Regions from separate parts of the Homo sapiens genome. Here region 2 is linked to region 1. A link is a loop called in an ENCODE intact Hi-C map of the cell type or tissue named here. Cell type or tissue: OCI-LY7. All regions are shown on one strand. Each heading gives the region's core, and the rest is flanking DNA. Links, peaks and the distances in the headings are about the cores only. Region 1 overlaps SMYD3 (SET and MYND domain containing 3). Region 2 overlaps SMYD3 (SET and MYND domain containing 3).

Region 1 (2,917 bases), core at 308-2,807:
CATTGAGGTTTCCTTGTGCAGGGGATAGTCTGTATCTAGATGCTATATCAAGGTGAAGATCAAGTATCTTTAGTTTTCATAAAATACTAGATTCCAAACAGAAAGGTAATTATCAGACAGAGTAGGTGGCAATTAGAGGCTGAGCAGGAGGCTCTAAGAATCTAAAAGGAATTTGGTCGGCATGTGATCATGAAATCCCCAAAACATTCCAGAAAGTGATAAAAATAAACACCTTTGGGTAAAGTGTTATTTCCCCAAAGAGGAATTGAAGCTAGTTAGATCTCTTTGGTCATAATATATATTATCAGTATATCTGGAGAAAGAAACAAAGCAAGATTACCTTTTCTTCTTCTTCTTCCATAGTTTAAATTTGCTACATTGGGAAACTTCACTGCACATTAATATATCAACTCCAACTAGACCAAAATCTTTCAATTAACTAAAAACATTTTTTAGGATGTAACTCTGAAAAAAATAAAAAGTGAGAAAAAGCAAACATAAAGTAAACTGGCTTAAAAGTAGGGTTCAGTTTGTTTTGTTTTGTTTTTGAGACAGAGTCTCGCTCTGTCACCCAGGCTGGAGTGCAGTGGTGTGATCTCGGCTCACTGCAAGCTCCGCCTCCTGGGTTCAAGCAATTCTCTGCCTCAGCATCCTGAGTAGCTGGGATTATAGGCGCCTGACACCACGTCTGGCTAATTTTTTGTATTTTTAGTACAGACAGGGTTTCACCATCTTGGCCAGGCTGATCTTGAACTCCTGACCTCATGATACACCAGCCTTGTCCTCCCAAAGTGCCGGGATCACAGGCATGAGCCACCGTGCCTGGCCAAGTAGGGTTCAGTTTTTAAAAATAAACAGCAGCAACAACAAAAACCCCACATGTACTTTCAAAAGTATGTTCTGTGATTACTCTTGTGCCTGGTTCTTCAAACAAACACAGGACTTTTCACAAATGAAGCCTGCATGTTCAATGCTGAATAAGATTAAAACGTGTTTAGCTCATTGTACCTACAGAAACACAACAGAACTTCAGCAAGATTTTCAACAATGATTATTTTAATTTTAAAAAGGATTTTGTGTAACTTTGTTTAAATCTGATAATCCTCTTTACTTCAAAAAATTAAAGAAGAAAGTGAAAGTAATACTTGGAAGCAAAATGAAACTAACACGAAGTGTATCAGGTACTTTTCCACATTAACTCACTGATGTAATTAAATTACAAATGCTCAGCGTCCTAAGGGGTCAACACTGTAATTAGGAAAAGTGTATTTCTCCTTAGTCCTTATACCATTTGCCCTGGTATAAATGCTTGTAGTAAACATTGTTACTCTTTCTCAGACAAGCGTTTTAAAGATGCTAGTTAAAATGTAGTTGGTAGCTAGTTTCCTGAGTCAATATGGCAATTATACCAATAAAATTGCAGATCAAGATGAGCCAGAGGCAGTAAGGAACAGGCCAAAGAAAAACAGGAAGAAAAGGGGACGATAAAGAAAGTGGTAGGCCAGGTGTGGTGGCTCACACACCTGTAATCTTAGCACTTTGGGAGACTGAGGCGGGCAGATTACTTGAGCCTAGATGTTTGAGACCAGCCTGGGCAACATGGTGAAACCCTGTCTCTACAGAAAATGCTAAAACATTAGCCGAGCATGCTGGCAGGCACCAGCAGTCACAGCTACTCAGGAAGCTGAGGTGGAAGGCTCGCTTGAGCCCCCAGGAAGCAGGGGTTGCAGTGAGCCAATATAGCACCACTGCAGCCACTGTCCAGCCTTGGTGACACAGCAAGACTGTCGCAAATTAAATTTTAAAACAGTGGTAGTTTATTCCAAATTCATGTGCTAATCAAATCATATCTCTGTGCCACTCTCACATTCAGCCCTTTCTTCCCGTTTCCACTGCAGGTATTTGTCTCCTGTATTCATTATCTCTTACTTGCAACTTTCCAAGTCAATCTCTCTGGTCCCTGTCTTTTTCCAAACCATTCTTTAAATTGTCATCAGATAAATCTTTTTTAAAAACAGATTTGATTTTACAAAAGAGAAACAGGAGATCTACCCAGTAGTTGCAGAATAAAGACAAAATTCTCTCGTGTGACATCAAACGCCCCCTATAATCTACTCCCATCCTGTGTTTCCCTGCACCCAACACGTATTTCAGTTATCCTGGCTTCTCTGTCATTCCCAAGTCAGGTTGTGGGCCCATGTGGTGTTTTGTTTTTGTTTTTGTTTGAGTCTCGCTCTGTCGCCCAGGCTGGACTGCAGTGGCGCGATCTCAGCTCACTGCAAGTTCCGCCTCCCGGGTTCACGCCATTCTCCTGCCTCAGCCTCCTGAGTAGCTGGGACTACAGGTGCCCGCCGCCATACCTGGCTAATTTTTTTTTGTATTTTTTAGTAGAGACGGGGTTTCACCGCATTAGCCAGGATGGTCTCGATCTCCTGCCTTGGCGTCCCAGAGTGCTGGGATTACCGGCATGAGCCACCGCGCCTGGCCGCCCATGTGGTTTTATGTCTTTTCTTTTTTTTTGGCATATGATTGCCAGGTCATAGCTTTTATATCTTTATTCATAGTTTCCTCTTTTAAAAATATCTTTTTCACTACTGCGATCGCTCATAATTTTATTCATCCTTTAGGATCCGGCTTAAATGTCACCTCCTTCAAGAAACTTTCCTACATCCAAATAGATTTACCTGATACCTGAGTATAGATAGTACAGTATATTGTTATAATTGTTCTATTTTAGTATTATTGTTGTTAATCTACTGTGCCTAAGTTATAAATTAAACTTTATTGTAAGTATGTATACATAAGAAAAAACAGTATACATGAGGTTCAGTACTATCCATGGTGTCAGGCACCCTCTGGGGTACTGGAATGTATCCCCCATGGATAAGGAGGCACTAAGCAACATATTGTATGTTTA
Region 2 (2,917 bases), core at 188-2,687, 140 kb before region 1:
GGAGGAAGGAGTAGAGTTCTAACTTTGTGAACCAAAGAAGTGCCCCTCCCTGAGAACCCTGCTGTTGTTCCTTTGTGTGGCAGCTGGTCATACAGACAAAAACACTCAGGTGAGAGAGAACAAGGAGTGCAACGTCAGGAAGGCATTGTTTAGATTCCCAAGTAAAGGCTGAAAGCTTGGCGTGGTTAGGAGGCAAGACGCAGAAAACATCCTAGTGCGGGCACAATTGTGCCTGACCAGGACAAAAAGGGGACAATGAAAAGAGGATCCTGGCCAGGCCAGCACAGAGGAGCTTCCCAGGGCCACACTGCTCAGGGACAATTCCCTAGTGAGACAGAACTGCAGACTGGTGGCAGAAGTTTCTCTGTATTATCCTTGACAACTTATTATTGTAAAGATTTGGAATTAGCTGTACTGAGTCTTCATCATAGATGACAGGTTCTCTCTCATTGTCATTTTCACAAAGTCCCAAGATAAAGAGACCCTCCAGGTAGCTGAAATGCAGGTACCCAATTTACCACTGGAGCCAAGATTTTGGTTTCAGAGGGGACAAACGAGGTAAGTAGTACTCATTGGGTACCATCCATTTCACCACCAGAAACCAATTTCACCAAGTTTAACAGTTCTTCCTGCTGCCTGGGCAGGAGGCGGCCTTGTCTCTTTCCGCAGTACTCTGGGAGTCTACCACAAGGCAGCAGAGCCTTCGAGTTAGAGCAGCTCTTTGGAACAAACATCACCTCTCTTGCTAGGTGAGGCCTCTCACCCAACAGGCTGGGAGAGGCTGTCACAGAACTCAGAACTAAGAGCCTACAACTCATTCTGCAGCTCAAGTATGAGACAGGCTCACTGTACAGCAATTTGTACTGGTGATCCCTCCCCTGGGGATGACCCCCATGACTCTGGCGCCCTGAGGCAGGGCACCTGTTTCAGAATCCCCCGCTAATCCTCCTTACTCCCTTCCCAGAACTCTAAGCATCCTTGTACAGATGGCATTGGTACTGGCAAGACTGTGGTCTGTGAGTAGTCAGGAAGCCAGTCGACAGCACCTACTCTGTTATTCACCCAAAGCCTCTGTCTCCACTGCAGCCACGGAGTTGAAGGCTGGTGGGGGCAGGGTTTGGGGAGTGATTCAAGAACTGATCATCCCTCTGACCTGCGCTATGGACCTGAGCAGCAGTTTCAGGTGTGAGGAGCGTGGAAAAGGGAAAGCCTCTTAGAGCTTATGTGTCTAGCCTGGGTAAGCCCCAGGACCAGCATCAGAATTCTGTAATTTGAATGAGAACTGAGCTGAGAACTGCAGAGAAAGACGCACTTTTCAAAGAATTCCCCAACAGCAAATTGAAATATGGGCACGATGCTGAAAAGAGATGAGGCTGCCAAAGCCACGTGGCCGAGCAGACGGAGGGAGTGCAGTCTCCACACTGAGGCTGACTGAAAACATAAATAACTAGGCAAGATTTTTCAGTAGCTAGTGAGGTTATCACATACTCTGGACAAAATCCCTAGTGCTCATTACACTTCTGATATGATTTTCTCACCTCTCTCCAGGCTCACTGATGCATCTTCCAATTCAACATGGCTTCTTGCCTCTGAAAGGAGAGCTAGTCCCTCCTGGAATTTGTAAGTGTGAAGGCTGTGTTTCAGCTGTCACGTCTGGTGTATCACTGATGCCTATTCCTGTGGCCTTTCCAGTTTCCCAGGGTGATGCAAATGAACACCGTGCAGCAGGTAAACAGAGCGCTGAAGTGCAAAGTACAGCTCTTATTTATAGATCAAACACCTGCCATCAATTTAAACAGTAGTTATCTCTAACTTGAAAGTTTAGCAAGATACTGAATGCCCCCTTGAAGCAAATAATTTTGAAGCAGTTCAGGTATACAGATGTGTTTCCAGCCTACTTAAGAATGCTATAATTATCATCAAAAAGACAGATTCCATTAACTATCTGTTATGCTTTCTGTATGTGTACTCCCAGACAGATTTGAAATGTTGAAAGTCTTGGGTTTCTTAGCACTATACTTTTAACATTATTTTTTTAAAGGACTGGGCTTAGGATCTTCTGAATTTGGAAAAACATCTGATGAGAGGTTTTTGGAACAGTTAATGATCTAATGTGGCCGTTCTTGTCATTTTGCCTTTACAACCACAGTTCCATTTCCACCCTCTCTCTACCAGACACATAAAAATTTCATATTTGGAAAAAGCTATCTTCCTAAACACAGATCAGTGAGGAGTGAACACATCTCTAATCACAAATGGCCAATAACCACTATTTCTTGAAAGTTAAAAATCAGGTGATGTGCTGTACAGGTGCTCTATGGATACTGTTCCATTAATCTTTTTGATGAATTCTTGAAAGGTTATCTTCATTTTACTGATGATATAAACTGAGGCTCTGAAAGGTTAAGCATGCTGCCTGAAATCACCCACCTAGTAAATGGAAGAATTTACATTTGAACATGGGTCTGTGTCCACTCCGAAGCCCGTTCTTCCTACTGCATACAACACACTAGCACAGAAGATGGTCCTCTTTCTTTGCTTAGATTGTTTCAAAATTGATTTTCCATTTTCAGGGATATGGAATGTCATTCTGGAAGTAGGTGATAATTATGTTCGGTGGCTTGAGATTGGCATGATCTCCGGGATACGAGTCTGCAGGCCACATCAGCCAGTCACGTGTGTGGGCAACTCACTTTACCTCGGTGGACCTTTTTCTCTCCCAGAAAACCATAAGGATGGATTGAAGGACTAAAGTCCAACAGTTAAAACTGTTCCTTTTAATTCTAAAATCCTCTGAGTGTATGAACTGCTTCACCTTTGCATAGAGGACAAGCTTGTGCTCAGGAGGGCCTGAATTATTTCAGTTCCCTGAATGTGCTGGCCCTCCTCATGCAGGAGCTGCCCCAGGGTTTGTAAA

What was found. Peaks named below come from ENCODE experiments on the same cell type or tissue, not always from the same donor. Only the 100,000 strongest peaks of a DNase experiment are listed, where the experiment ranks them.
Region 2: it touches region 1 in a loop (11-fold over the local background); 2 of 110 quality-filtered maps call a loop at or near these places.

The regions. Positions count from the first base shown.
Region 1 is chr1:245,952,891-245,955,807 of GRCh38, forward strand. All of the region lies in intron 5 of SMYD3 (SET and MYND domain containing 3), which reads right to left. Among named protein-coding and RNA genes, the nearest start is that of SMYD3-AS1, 150 kb to the right of the region's middle. In OCI-LY7, for the core only: no CTCF peak of the experiment used is centred there; a DNase peak (open chromatin) is centred at 1,681; H3K4me3 peaks cover 1,924 bases; H3K27ac peaks cover 1,854 bases.
Region 2 is chr1:245,809,464-245,812,380 of GRCh38, forward strand. The region is part of intron 10 of SMYD3 (SET and MYND domain containing 3); the gene reads right to left. Among named protein-coding and RNA genes, the nearest start is that of SMYD3-AS1, 300 kb to the right of the region's middle. RefSeq lists an enhancer at 1,252-1,341. In OCI-LY7, for the core only: no CTCF peak of the experiment used is centred there; DNase peaks (open chromatin) are centred at 958 and 1,738; H3K4me3 peaks cover 2,438 bases; H3K27ac peaks cover 2,500 bases.